5 separate regions of the Homo sapiens genome follow, and regions 1, 2, 4 and 5 are each linked to region 3. The links are chromatin contacts, found by Hi-C or POLR2A ChIA-PET in ENCODE. All regions are on one chromosome and are shown on one strand. Each heading gives the region's core, a stretch centred on a gene start or an enhancer-like site at or near the end of the contact. The rest is flanking DNA. Distances are from core to core; before and after follow the strand shown.

Region 1 (2,821 bases), core at 312-2,811, 430 kb after region 3:
TGGACAAATTTAATGTGATGGTCAAATCATCTTGAGCTACGCAATTCAAAATAATAATTTGGATAGGCCTTAGTTTACTTTTCCCCATTTTTCTCTAACAGTGTTCAACAGTTTCGTATCTGCCAAACCTGAGAAAATTCTTCATAAAATTTCAGAGCTTTTGAGCCTCTTTGAAGTGGCAATATCCACAGGGGACCCGATGTGCTCAGCTAACTTGGTAACCTGACCCTATATCCCTGCATACCCAGACCTCTCTATTCGTTTCTCCCGGGCGAATCCCACCTCAGCCCCCAACTCTGAGTAGCTCAGACTACAAGCACAAGCCACCATGCCTGACTGATTTTTGTATTTTTGCAGAGACAGAGTTTTGCCATTTTGCCCAAGCTGGTCTCAAACTCCTGGGCTCAAGTGATCCAGCCTCAGCCTCCCAAAGTGCTGGGATTACAGGCATGAGCCATTGCACCTGGCCTGTTGGCCAACTCTTAATAGCAATTCTTCTATGCTATAGTGAAATAATTAGAAAAGACTACATCCCTAAATATTTTAGGATGCATTAATCACTGTCTTTAACTAATAAATTAATTGAATGCAAAGAGTCCATTCTAAAATATCGGGGAATTTTATCCTTCAACACAGACTTTCTACAGTAGTTTTCAAACAGATTTTGAAGTCTTACGTTACAAATTAGAAAGTAGAAACACATTTCTAATCTGATATTAAAACATTTACAGAGGAAATAATTGAAAATGTCTTACCAGATCACTGTCAGAATTGGCAGTACTAGGCAGTCCTCCTGATTTTCATTCCAGAATTATAATGATAAGAAGGTAGATATTTTTAAGAGAACTAAACAGTAAGTTAATCAGCTATAGTATTCTCAGTTTTTTCCCTGAAGTTTTTTCTCATTATCTCATTTACTTTGGGGACCAATAACTTGTCCCCTTTTTGCAAACATGGGCAGAAACAATGAGTACTTTTTCATTTTGCCTCTAATGCTAAACAGTAACTCCTTGAGGCTAGAACTACAGATCCGTTCTCTCTCTAATCCCCAGTTCCTACCACAGTGACTGGTAATAACTTTCAGTAATTATGTGCACGATGCACATTTCCTTGTTAACTAAATATTTTACTTATTTCGATTGTAACCTGTAACTTTTATAGAATCCTTGCAAGGTGACCAGAAAGCTCTTTTTTGAGGAGCATAATTCTTGTTTGCGCTATTTTTTTACTCATGTCTTTTCCTAGTGATGATATTGTCTCTCCAGCACTCTCTCTCCTCCCCTCAACCCGTCCTTCTCCATCCCTGTTTCTGTAATCTCTTTATCCTAATTATAAGCTACTTAATATAGAAAGAAAATAATTGTAACAAAGGGAAAAGTTCCTTAAATGCATTACCTTTTTTCTGAAATTTGCAACAATGGCAGGATTCTTAGTAGGGCTAGCAAGCACCACTTACAGTTCTTAGGCAAAAAACCGAAGCCAAAGGACATCATCTGTCATGGAGAAAGACCCAATAGGGGAGAATATTTCCAAAATTCACATCATCAACAGCAGTATGAAATGAGAGTGATGCTAAGAGTCTGACATATACCAGCATGTAAGGGCCAGTCGCACTAGTGGGTGTCAGAGGTTACTTCTTCATTCATAGCTAAAAAGTGGAAGATGATTCATATGTCTTTGCTACTGATGTAAACAAAACACGGTGGGTGGACAGCACCCCCTGAGGGAGATGGAGATGCTGGTGAGTGGGTCGATAAGGAAGTCACTCTGCCAGCCGCCTCCTTCTTCCCAAATGTGCACAAACTCCACCTTGTAAGGTGTCCAAGGACAATGACTTATTCCACAGCAGGTGCAAACACTCAAGATTTCAGTGAGTGTCAACCTCAAATAGCTTAGGTGCTGAATCTAAATTCCACAATCTGTCGACCTGACATCGTCCTCTCTTCAGGTGTTTATATGGCCCTGGAAAAAGAAATAGTTCCATTACATAAAAGGAATTACAAAAATAATGCACCCAAACTCCAGAGAGTACTTACAGTCTTGCATCATTTTGCAATAGTTTCAGTTTCAGATCTGCATAGAATGTTGACCAGGGATAAGGTTTAACAAATCTTAAGTATGAGCATTTTGGGTCTTTTATTTCCTTAATTTCATTGAAAATAGCTGTGTCATTGACACTTTTTAGGCATATCATTATATGTATGCTCAGAGTTCACTTCCAAGAGAGTAAAATATGGCAAAGGATCATTTTAATCCAGTTGTTATCTTTTTATTTATACCCAAATTTTGTATATCTTATATGACAATTGATTTCTACTTTATCTGGTTGTATGATGAGGATGAGTTATTTTTTAAAAACACAACTGTTACTTATAACTTAAACCCAATTTGGGCTTCATAAGAATTGTCCTTCTTTCAGGCTAATATTTATGCTAACAATTGTCACAACCATAATGGAGGAAAAAAATATTTTAAGGACAAGAATGTCACTTGAGAATAAGTGAACACCCCCTGTGACCTGGCATTTCTTGGAAGAAAGGAAGGTGCTGTGACATGCCCCTGTCATTCTGAGGTCCTCTGGAAAGGGCTGTCGTTCACAGTTGCCTGGGCAAGGCTGAGCAGGACGCACGTTTGGTGACTCAAAACATGCCGTTAAGAGTAACTAGGGTGGAACGATGCATAGCCACCATTTCAATTATGTTGGGCTATCAAAACTTTCTTAGGCAAAAGATTAAACATGTTTTTCACCAATTGTAATGGTGCTTATTTCGTTGTGTTTTGTTTTTTAAATGAGCTATTGTTAGTGCCTGTTTCTCAGAAA
Region 2 (2,726 bases), core at 55-2,554, 290 kb before region 3:
AGTAGAAGTAGCAATATTTGCAGTGTTTGTGTACTAAAAGTTGGTCTAATTTCCTGACCAGTGTGTACATTAAAATATTGCCAGTATTCTATGTGGCATGTGATTATCTGCCATGATTTTCTTTCCTTAAAAGTTTTTAGGCTGGGCGCGGTGACTCATTCCTGTAATCTCAGCACTCTGGGAGGCTGAGGTGGGCAGATTACTTGAGGTCAGGAGTTCAAGACCAACCTGGCCAACATGGTGAAACCCCGTCTCTGCTAAAAATACAAAAATTAGCCAGGCATGATGGCGCACACCTGTAATTCCAGCTACTCGGGAGGCTGAGGCAGGAGAATAGCTTGAACCTGGGAGGTGGAGTTTGCAGTGAGCCGAGATCACGCCGCTGCACTCCAGCCTGGGCAACAGAGCGAGACTCCATCTAAATAAATAAATAAACAAATAAATAAATAAACGTTTTTAATTAAGTTCTCACTCTACTTCAGTGCTCCTGATAGAAAACACTCATACAAATTAAAAATTCAATGTATATTTTAGGTCTGTGAGTAGACTTTAGGAGACAAAATTTTATGTAAAATACAATGAATATATTCAAGTTTTCGTTTTTTAAAGGCGAGAGTTTCCATAGCAGTCATTAGATTCATGAAGTTACTGTTGGACCCAAAAAGTGAGGAGTCACTCGTGTCTTATTATGTGCCATTTTGTAGAATCAACCTAATTCTGCCTTACAGAATGAAGCTGAAAGAAGTTCAACTAATTTAAATCTAGTTCTAAACAACTATTTCATCCATAAATGTGAATTTGATGGAACCATAGTCAAGTATGTTATTTGCTACATACAAAGATTGGAGACAAATCTAAGTATTGTATTTTATAATTATTAAAAATTAAATCGTGTAGTTTTCTGCTAAAAGTCAGAAACTTCTAGTTCAAAGAATTTGCTTTTAAAATGTAGTTGTTGATTTCCAAAAAAAGATGAAACCTTGTGTAAGATTTTGGTATAAGAACGTTAATCTTTTCCTCTCCCCAGAAATACACATTAAACTAAAGAGAATCAGAATTCTAGTCATAAGCTTTTATTTTTTGCACTTGAAGAACTGAAAGCTTTCTCTGTTTGTTATTTTCTGAAGGAGGGGGTTTCCTGTGTGTCTTTCTGAAGTTCTGGGGATCCCCTCATCTTTTCAGTCCTAGGCACCTTTTTCTTCATATTGAGCATCCTTTGAACCAATAAGAGTGTCTGTGGCCACGGTATGCCATCCCCTGGCAGAGCGATCTGCGTTTTTTCTTGACTGAATCAGGGTGCTGCCTCCTGGTATAAGGCTTGAGGTATCTCCAAGTGCTGACTGCAGGGCCAGCCTCAGAAGGAGACAGAAACTGACTGATTTGAAGGCATGAAAGACTGGATTCTCAGCTGCACTTATCATATTCATGATGTCTAAATTTCTTTCTTTCTTTTTTTTTTTTTTTTTTTTTTTTTGAGACAGCATCTCATTTTGTCACCCAAGCTGGAGTACAGTGGTGTAATCATGACTGTCTGCAGCCTCGACCTCCTGGGCTCAAGTAATCTTCCCACCTCAGCCTCCTGAGTATCTGGGATTACCAGCGTGAGCCGCCATGCCCAGCCTGAAATTCTATTTTAAAAAATGTACTACTTTGAAGTTTTTCTACTCCTTTTCTTACTATTATTAATCTAATATTTTGGCTAGGGGCATTCGGACATCTATTTACATATAAACGATGAGAAAAGAGGTTGGTTCGTGGGTGCATGAGAACCTAGGAGGGAACAGTTGGGGCGGGTTCAGCATGGGAAGCAGGGAAGTTCTCCCAGCATGAGCTTTGGCTGAGCCTCTTCCAGGAGGAAGAGCCCAGGGCTTGATGCTGCCGCTCCTGCTGCAATGCCAAGAATGGCCACTAGGGAACTGGGCCCACTTGTCAACTTGCCTTCTACCCAAGTTGGTAATAAAAAAAGCCTAAAACCTGCGTCCGTTTTTCAAATCATTGTGGAGTAAAAGATACATATTTCTTTTATGCTGAGATCTGGAACTTTAAAAAATCACAAGTGGTGTTTTAAATGTATTATTAATGCAGAACACTTTATTATAGTTCAATAAAGAATTCTATGTCTCCATTACACAGACTAATGACACCTCCAGACATAGTTATAGTAATTTTCCCAGCTGATACAGTTTAATTAATGATATAAGGACATAATTACATGTTTCAGTGATCTTTCACATATTTACAGGAACTGCTGTAACTAGCTTAATTAGAGTAATTACGTAAATAGCTGATAATGCACAACAAATTACAGGAAAAAATCTTCTATAGTTTGGTGTGTTCAATTTCTAAGCAAGCTTATAGAAGGAAAACATTTACATCTTGGGATAAAATGTAAGACTATGTGGCCTCTAAATTTTGTTGTTCCTAACCCAGCAGAACATAACTGTTGGAGGTTTAACAGTTAACTTGTCTTCCTTTTGTAGTTCTGTTGCAGACCTCATGTCAGTTGTTGGTTGTGTTCTATGAAATTGCTCATTCTGCTTTGCCACTGGCTGAAGTTTCATGATGAGTTTTTTTGTCATGTTGGGTAGTTATTATATTGCACTCACTGAGAACTGGAAAGGGCGCTTAGGGAAAAGGTTGACAAATCTCACACCTCTTTTTCATTTCCTTTCTTGTCCTTTCTTTAACTGATATCTTCTGTTTCCTTCACACTCATACACAAAGAT
Region 3 (2,845 bases), core at 119-2,618:
GCACCAATAGCTGGGCAGTTTATTGAGGCTTAACCTTGTGGTTAACTACCTGCAAGTTACAGAAGTAGCTAGTTAGTCACCATTCCATGTGGGGCCAAGCCATAGGGAAAGACCTGAAGGAGGAAGGATGACCTTCTCCAACCACGTGTGGGGACAAAAGGTAACCTGTTGTTGCCTGCCCCAATGCCCCTAAAGGTAGGAAAATAAAAACCTGGCTTAATGTATAAAGCAGCATTGGGGTAACGTCACCTTGGGGTGGTTGCCCGCCATAACCTGGAGTTGTTGCTCCCTGTAGTACTGCTGTGGCCTCTGGATCCAGGGTTCTGCCCTGCAGGCATGTCTCCCACTAGAACTCCCTTGGCCTACAGGGTGGAATGTAAGGCCTATATGTCAGACCTGTGTGTCCAAAGCCTATGTCTCGCTCAGCCTAGGGGGTGGAGTGTAAGGAAAATGGATTTGCTGCAGTCAAGAATAGGCCAAAGGCCGGGCACGGTGGCTCACGCCTGTAATCCCAGCACTTTGGGAGGCCGAGGCGGGTGGATCATGAGGTCAGGAGATCGAGACCATCCTGGCTAACAAGGTGAAACCCCGTCTCTACTAAAAATACAAAAAATTAGCCGGGCGCGGTGGCGGGCGCCTGTAGTCCCAGCTACTCGGGAGGCTGAGGCAGGAGAATGGCGTGAACCCGGGAAGCGGAGCTTGCAGTGAGCCGAGATTGCGCCACTGCAGTCCGCAGTCCGGCCTGGGCGACAGAGCGAGACTCCGTCTCAAAAAAAAAAAAAAAAAAAAAAAAAAGAATAGGCCAAGGTAGATATCCAGTCCAGCATGACTGAGCAAGTTTGGAGCACAGGAGCACAACTCCACACATTATGTAATCACACCATGTGAGGCGCATTAGGTGATCACCCACATGAGCTTGTGCTTGGCTCGGACCCACTATTGTCTGTACAAGGTATAATTACCCTACTGATGCTGTACATACAGCTTGCACCTGGGCTCACTCGTGCCCAGAGGGAGAGTAAAGCCATGTCGAAACTGTCTACGATTCCTCGAGTGTTTTTCCAGCTACCCACCACTCACCCACTGACTCCCCTCAGACCTCAGTTAGAACCTGACACTGACTAAGACACAGTCATAGCTCAGAGGATGTTTGATTTCTTATCCTGGACACTGAAAGCAGTTACATGGATTCTAGCATACTTTGGCATAATTTCTCCTCCTGCATACCTTATGGGGTGAGGATATAGAATATGTCCCCGTTGCTAATCTCTAAGTGAACTCTGTACCTTTAAATCTTCATGGACAAGCATCCTTGTGGTTTTCACCAGGTGCACTCAATCTAGAACAGGAAGGAGTGTGGATGAAGTTTCTTGTGTTAAGCAATAACAGATGTATGTATCCAGTGCTGTGCCGGTCAATGTTTAAAGCTCAGCTCTGGTGGAGGTGGGGTCTAGGAAGCCCTGATTTGTAGCGTTTGCCATTTTCTGTGGTGTAAATATTTTTACCATGCTGATTTTAAACCAAAAGTGTAACATCATTGAACATACTTTGGGAAGAGATGCTACCCAGCTCTTGCAAGCTGATGCGAACTGGTTCCAGCACCTCCCAGTTTACACCCAGTTACAGACAGATTGGGATAAACACATTTATGTTACAGTGGGAATTTCATAGGTTAAAACATTACAGTAAAGAAGTTTGACGGGAAAGTCATTGTGGGGGTATTATTAGTCAGCAGGTGACTATAAATAGGAAGCACAGGTGTGTTTGTGTTCTCAGTGGAGGGCCCTGCTGCTGTTCACTCACTCCGGGTTTCAGATGCAAAGTGAAGGCAGCCTGGTGATCCTAGAATCCTGATACATTGTCACAGCGTCTGAACTATTGGATATGTTGGCTTACTATTTGCAAATAAAGCTTCAGTTATAGCTTGAAGCTTATTTTATCCTTTCTCAAATTAGTTTTATGTCGAATTAGCAACATAAGGTGAGAATGAAAAAATTAACTAAAAATGACAGAACAACTAACGTGGTTTCTTGTTTTCCTTCTTTTCTTCTTTTTTTTTGTTTTTTGTTTTATGTTGTTTTTGAGACAGTCTTGCTCTGTCTTTCAGGCTGGAATGCAGTGGTCCAATCTCGGCTTACTGCAACCTCTGCCTCCCAGGTTCAAGTGATTCTCCTGCCTCAGCCTCCTGAGTACCTGGGATTACAGGCTTGTGCCACCACGCCCCACTAATTTTTTTTTTGAAACAGTATCTCACTCTATTGCCCAGGCTGGAGTGCAGTGGCACGATCATGGTTCACTGCAACCTCCACCTCCTGGGCTCAAACGATTCTCATGCCTCAGCCTCACGAGTAGCTGGTACTAGAGGCGTGTGCCACCATGCCCGGCTAATTTTTTGTATTTTTAGTTGAGACGGGTTTTCACCATGTTGCCCAGGCTAGTCTCGAACTCCTGAGCTCAGGCAGTCTGCCCACCTCGGCATTCCAAAGTGCTAGGGCTACAGGCGTGAGCCACCATGCCCGGCCATAATTTTTGCATTTTTAGTAGACACGGGGTTTCACCATGTTGGCCAGGCTGGTCTTGAGCTCCTCACCTCAAGTGATCCACCTGCCTCAGCCTCCCGAAGTGCTAGGATTACAGGCATGAGCCACACCCCCGGCCAACTAACATGGTTTCATTGAAGTTCTCTGAATATACTCCTGAAATTTGACCAAAATCATATAACCAAATCTTGGCATCTAGAACCCAGGAGCTGGCCCGTAATACTTGAAAGAACAAAGTTTGAAGAGAGAAATATATAGAGATAATAAACAGCAGCTATTAAAGTTGTGGTACTTATAAGCCCCTA
Region 4 (2,869 bases), core at 277-2,776, 500 kb after region 3:
AGGTGAAGTCTGGAGCCCTCAGGAGCAAGAGTGGTTTCCCCAGGCAGGTGAGGGGAGGACCATGTCACTCAAGGCCTCCAGGGCAGGTGAGGGCTTTGGTCTTTATCTCAAGTCCCCTCGGATGCACTGAAGGGTTTTAAGCAGAAAAGTGAATTAATTGGACTGGCATTTTTGAAAGCTCACTGAGCAGCAATGTTGGAAAAGTTGGAAGCAAATAAATCGATTGGGAAGCTGTGGTGGCTCCTCATCTCTTCTTCAGTTTTTCACCTACATTATTTACATAACTGTCTTGACGTAGTCTCAACCCTGTATTTCTCACTCCAGAAAACCAAGCTGAATATTTTCCTCTTAGTTCCTGACTCTAAGGAAGGAAGTAGAGTCCGGGGGTCTGTGGCCTGGAGTGAGAAGAAGTGCAGTGCAAACTCAGTACCCCATACACGGAACCTTCTATCTCCTGGCTACTATTAAGTGCTGTAGTGTCGCAATGATCGTGTAAATCCTAAGTATTATGGGAGCATCAAGAACAGTTTCCAACCTGCTGGAGGTGGGAAGTCAGCTAAGACTTCACCTACAAACCTAAAAACTTGTGGACTTTATCATTTTGTTTAGCATTTTAAAAAGCAATTCTTGCTTAAAATAATTCTTAATTAGCTGGGTGTGGTGGCGTGTGAGCCTGTAGTCCCAGCTACTCGGGAGGCAGAGGCAGGAGAATCACTTGAACCTGGGAGATGGAGGTTGCAGTGAGTCAAGATCAAGCCAGCTTGGGTAACAGAGTGAGACTCCATCTCAAAAAAATTAAATAAATAAAATAAAATCATTCTTATTGTTTAGGGATTATCTTGTTCAGACTTTTGTCAATTAACATAAATGTACACGATTATATTACTTGTGTGTATAAAAAACTCACATGGTTAGCTTGTCCACTCTCCTGGGAGCACCATACTTGTTTCTTCAAGAACTAAAGAAAAGGGAAGTGCTGCCCCAGAGGCTGACTGTGAGTCAGCACGTCTCCCTGATGGTTATATAAACATGAAAGTTGAAGTTAGGAAAAAATTGAGTAAGCTAGACACATTTGCTTCTCCTTTTAAAAATGGAAATGACAAGCTCTTGCCACTTTCATATGCAGCCGGACATGGTGTATTTGTGTTTCTGAGGTTATTGTACAAGACGAATTGGGTGAGTGATTTGAAGTTAAAATTAGCTCATTTTTGTCAACTTATTTATTTACTGGTATATTTAGGCTCGAAATTAATTTCTTCCCTTTTTTTTGTCTCCCTACAACTTTGTATAAAACAGGTTCATATGACATTAATCCTACAAATAAACCATTTGGATTAGAAGTCATTTCCTTCATGAAAATTACCTTTCTTGACATAGTAATCATTACTTTTTATGATGTCTGTAAATCTAGATTAAAAATTCTCTAGGCTGGAAATAAGATTTAATTTTAGAGCTATTTTGTCCTTGATTATTGACACAGAATCTTGTGGTGTTGAGCAAGGCAGAGGCTGTGTGCTGCAATCTCTGTTGAGGAGGGAAACTCCCAGTGCTCTGCATAGTGAACTGATCACATAGAAGTTTCTTTAGCATGGGAATGTGCTTCCATGTTTCCCTGAAGAGCAAAGTACAGCGGTAGAATGGCAGATCCGTCCAGAAGTCAGTCCAAAAAGATAGATACCATCATGCTGACTGATTCTTTTTCACAATGCTGCTGTGATGCCTCAGACACAAGCCCAAGCATCTACCAAGCTGCTTCTTCCCTCCAAGTGACAAAAAGAAAAGAAAAGAAAATGACAGGTACCATCAGCCCACTTTTTACCCTGATCTATGCGGTCCTTAGCAACCAGAGTATCTACACTGAGGCACGTTGCTGTGGTTGTCATAACTTTGAAGAAAACAAATCTTCAAAGATCTTTTTTATCTTTTCCAGGAAGATATGTCAATCCTTTGATGGTAAAAAGCATTAAAACTCAAAATTGAGAGGCAAAATATATCATATCCCACTAAAAACTCCTTGAGCCAGATAACTGCCAGCATGTACAGTTAGAAGGGTAATAATAGCTAGTGACTGCTGTGTGGAATGTGTTAAGACTTCTAAATATATTATTTCATTTAATTCTTGCAACTATTTATAGTAAAAAATAAGAGGACTGATGTTAAACATGTTAGTTTTGCCTGCACTAAAAGCTTAAAAGAATTAATAATGAGATACGGAACTATCATACACAAAGCATTCAGAAAAGCATTTGTAAATGAATATCTTAAAGGTATCCTTCAACTGACACTTGTTCTGATATGGCTACTTAGTTGTCTCTAAAGCAAAAAGTACATGTCGAGAGGTACTAAGTAAGATAAGAGTTCTCCTTCCCAGTTCTTGCAGGCCTGTGTACTTAATTTGACAAACACATTGTTCCAAAAGTAAGCCATGGGAGCTGGGCATCATGGCATACACCTGTAGTCCCAGCTACTCAGGAGGCTGAAGTGGGATGATCCCTTGAGCCCAGGAGTTCGAGGCTGCAGTGAGCCATGATCATGCCTCTGCACTCCAGCCTGAGTGACAGAGCAAGACCCTGTCTCTAAAACAAAACAAAAGTAAGCCATGGGAGGCAGATGTAGTAGAATGGGAAAAATGGAAATACTAGCTTTGAAGCCTACACTGACCTTCTACTCATGAGTCCCAGCCAGCAGCTGGGCATTTGGGTGCAGGAGAGAGGGACAAGAATACTTCCCCCAGTAAGAGCAAAATGGAATGCTACAATCATAGCCCAGTGGGCAGAGATGGAAGGCAGAGCTTCAGGCACCCAGACAGTATATGTGGGTGTACGGCCTTTCAGAATGTGGCTTATGGCAGTCGGGTGTTAAAGGCTCA
Region 5 (2,700 bases), core at 48-2,547, 410 kb after region 3:
TTGCCCAATACCAGATAGTAGAAATAAACAGCAGAGAAGCCACTCCTCCTGGGACTGCTCATGCCTAGGTTATGCAGTGTTGGTTCAACTACCTTTCATGGTCCCCTAATATATCCAAATATATTCCTTAATGTCTTTCTCTCCTGACTCTTTCATCTCTAGAGACATTGCATAGGGAACATTTAACACTGTGCTCAGGAGGAAAAGGAGGAGGGTTGGATGCTATTGTGTGTTCAGGATTAAATGAGATAATATATGTGAAAGTCTTTGTAGTTATAAAATATTATACATATACAAGCATATATTATTATTGCATTGTATATTGCATATTAGATTATTGCTTATCCTTTTCAGAGCATGACTGCATCATATAGGAAACTCTTGGCCAGGCACAGTGGCTCATGCCTGTAATCCCAGCACTTTGGGAGGCCAAGGTGGGCGGATTACTTGAGGCCGGGAGTTCAAAACCGTGTCTCTACTAAAAATAGAAAAATTAGCTGGGTGTGTTGGCACACGCCTGTAATCTCAGCTATTCGGGAGGCTGAGGCACGAGAATCGCTTGAACTGGGGACATGGAGGTTGCAGTGAGCCAAGATTGCACCACTGCACTGCAGCATGGGTGACAGAGCAAGACTCTGTCTCAAAACATAATAATAACAATAAGAGAAATTCTTGAAACTTAGAGTTTCTGAGAAAAAGAGTTACCAACAATAAATTTAATAATACATTTTTAAAAATTGAGGAAGGAATACATGCAGAAATAAATAATAATTTAAAAGATAATGAGAAACTAATTAGAATAAGCTGAAACATGATTGAAGTTCGGTTGTGGGAGGAGATAAATGACTCATACTGAAAACTACCTAAAATAGCACATACAAAAGCGTTTATAAGCTTAGAATTTCTTATTTTATTTTCTCAGAATATTTCTGGTAGTTAAATTTGAGGCTTCCTGCGATGTGGGCATCTCAGAGGAACCATATAGATTGGCGCTTGTACTACAAAATATCCTAAGTTGACTGGGTTTAAATGTGGTTTTTTAAATTTACTTTTATTGTCATTTTCCCCACTTACCCTGACTTGAAGCTCATGAAAGTAGTTTTTATATCCTGAAGTCAAGGAGGCATTGTTCAGCCGCATCATTTGCCTACTTCTCATAGCTTGAAAGGGGAATAAAAGGCAGATTGCCTCACCACCTTGCTATTTTAGTCTCCTGATGTCTTGTGGTCTCGGCACCTCTCCCTGCTTGTAATTCCATATTGCTAGTTGTAATCAAATCCTACCTTGGAAAGGTCAGACTTGAGCAGGAAGAGTGCAGTCATTCCAACAGCTGTCGCTCTGGGCTCTCCCGCTGTGTCACAGTGTGAGGCGTGTGCACCACTGCACTCCAGCCTGGGTAACAGAGGGAGACTCCATGTGAAAAATAAATAAATAAATAGAATAAAATAAATGAAATAAAATTTCTTTGGAATGGCTACTTTCTCGTCTTCTTGAGCTTCATGAGGGGCTTAAAAGCAAAGATTATTTTTCTGTGACATTTAATGGCAAATACAGATAGAAAGAAATACGTTTAGGATGTTCCAGGGGTTCGAAAAACATGTTCATCCAGGCCCACTAATTTGGTCTTTTTCTTCTTATTATTCTTATTCTCACTCTTCTTTTGTTTTGGACACGGGGTATGACTCTGTCACCCAGGCTGGAGTGCAGTGGAGTCATCACAGCTCACTGCTGCCGTGGCCTCCTGGGTTCAAGGGATCCTCCCACCACAGCCTCCCAAGTAGCTGCAACTACAGGTACACGTCCCCACACCTGGCTAATTTTTGATTTTGTCTTTGGGTAGAGATGGGGTTTTGCCATGCTGTCCAGCATGGTCTCAAACTCCTGGACTCAAGCAATCAACCTGCCTTGCTCAGCCTCATACAGTGCTGGGATTAAAGGTGTGAGCTACCATGCCCAGCCTAATCTGGTCTTTAAAACCAGAAAGTTATCAAAATATTTCAAATTCCTTATGGACGCAGAACTTCAAGCTGAAACATCCTTTCTAGGCTCTCGTTTACACTCCATTTTACTTCCATATTTGAATAATGTTTTTTTTTTTCTTCCTTTTTTTTTTTTTTACCCTTTTTGTGTCACAGTATAAATAATCTTTAGAAGGATAAGCCTCTGCTGACAATAGAGCTCTATTTACTAAGTATCTACTATATACCACACCCTGGAGCAGGACCACCAACATTATCTCATTTGGAATTCTTAATCGCTAGAGATGTTGTTTACCATCTTGCAGATAAGGAAATGAAGATCAGAAAAAGTAGGTAATTTGCTTAAAGCTACAGGAATGAGACACAAAAATGTGAAGTCAGGTCTATCTTACTCCAAAGCCTGTGCACCATGTTTGAGTGTAAGCATATGTGTGATTTGTTTTAAAGAGATAATACGCCTCTATTTGTTCCAGCTTCTCTACTTGCTAATTGACCACATGCAAGTCACTCGACATCTTACAAGGTCAGTTTCTTTGACTGGAGAATGGGAATGACAATTCTTTTTTTTTTTTTTTTTTTTTTTTTGTCAGACGGAATCTCTCTCTGTCACCCAGGCTGGAGTACAATGGCGCGATCTTGGCTCACTGCAACCTCTGCCTCCTGGGTTCAAGCAATACTCCTGCCTCAGCCTCCCGAGTAGCTGGGACTACAGGCATGCGCC

What was found. A loop is a pair of places that touch in the nucleus more often than their neighbours do. ChIA-PET counts read pairs that join two places held with the same protein, here RNA polymerase II (POLR2A). Pooled maps may share reads with other maps.
Region 1: a loop to region 3 is called in a map with no recorded cell type, with 8 times the contacts of the local background. The contact joins the promoter of LINC01010 here to the enhancer-like site in region 3. A Hi-C loop is called at or near these places in 1 of 168 maps with a recorded cell type or tissue (endothelial cell of umbilical vein), 13 of 37 single-sample maps with no recorded cell type and 6 of 50 pooled maps.
Region 2: a pooled map shows a loop between it and region 3 (5-fold over the local background). The contact joins two enhancer-like sites. A Hi-C loop is called at or near these places in 3 of 37 single-sample maps with no recorded cell type and 3 of 50 pooled maps.
Region 4: a map with no recorded cell type shows a loop between it and region 3 (9-fold over the local background). The contact joins two enhancer-like sites. A Hi-C loop is called at or near these places in 8 of 37 single-sample maps with no recorded cell type and 5 of 50 pooled maps.
Region 5: a pooled map shows a loop between it and region 3 (2.5-fold over the local background). The contact joins two enhancer-like sites. A Hi-C loop is called at or near these places in 7 of 37 single-sample maps with no recorded cell type and 3 of 50 pooled maps. POLR2A ChIA-PET finds 5 or more read pairs at or near these places in 1 of 52 experiments (Caco-2).

Annotation. Positions count from the first base shown.
Region 1 is chr6:134,436,456-134,439,276 of GRCh38, reverse strand. LINC01010 (long intergenic non-protein coding RNA 1010) reads right to left here and starts at 1,561. Exons shown (of 3, transcript NR_038217.1): 1 at 1,396-1,561. The region is part of intron 4 of CT69 (cancer/testis associated transcript 69); the gene reads left to right. RefSeq lists enhancers at 1,515-1,574, 2,732-2,821, 2,176-2,821.
Region 2 is chr6:135,162,034-135,164,759 of GRCh38, reverse strand. No RefSeq gene overlaps it. Among named protein-coding and RNA genes, the nearest start is that of MYB, 18 kb to the left of the region's middle. RefSeq lists an enhancer at 1,325-1,394. Within about 2 kb of position 1,304, at least 3 of the 41 ENCODE cell types and tissues checked have a DNase peak (open chromatin) inside an H3K27ac peak, as active enhancers do.
Region 3 is chr6:134,869,679-134,872,523 of GRCh38, reverse strand. All of the region lies in intron 2 of LOC101928277 (a long non-coding RNA gene), which reads left to right. Among named protein-coding and RNA genes, the nearest start is that of ALDH8A1, 79 kb to the left of the region's middle. Within about 2 kb of position 1,368, at least 3 of the 41 ENCODE cell types and tissues checked have a DNase peak (open chromatin) inside an H3K27ac peak, as active enhancers do.
Region 4 is chr6:134,371,753-134,374,621 of GRCh38, reverse strand. No RefSeq gene overlaps it. Among named protein-coding and RNA genes, the nearest start is that of SGK1, 55 kb to the right of the region's middle. Within about 2 kb of position 1,526, at least 18 of the 41 ENCODE cell types and tissues checked have a DNase peak (open chromatin) inside an H3K27ac peak, as active enhancers do.
Region 5 is chr6:134,463,433-134,466,132 of GRCh38, reverse strand. The region is part of intron 2 of CT69 (cancer/testis associated transcript 69); the gene reads left to right. LINC01010 (long intergenic non-protein coding RNA 1010) reads right to left here. Exons shown (of 3, transcript NR_038217.1): 2 at 1,284-1,392. Among named protein-coding and RNA genes, the nearest start is that of CT69, 14 kb to the left of the region's middle. Within about 2 kb of position 1,297, at least 3 of the 41 ENCODE cell types and tissues checked have a DNase peak (open chromatin) inside an H3K27ac peak, as active enhancers do.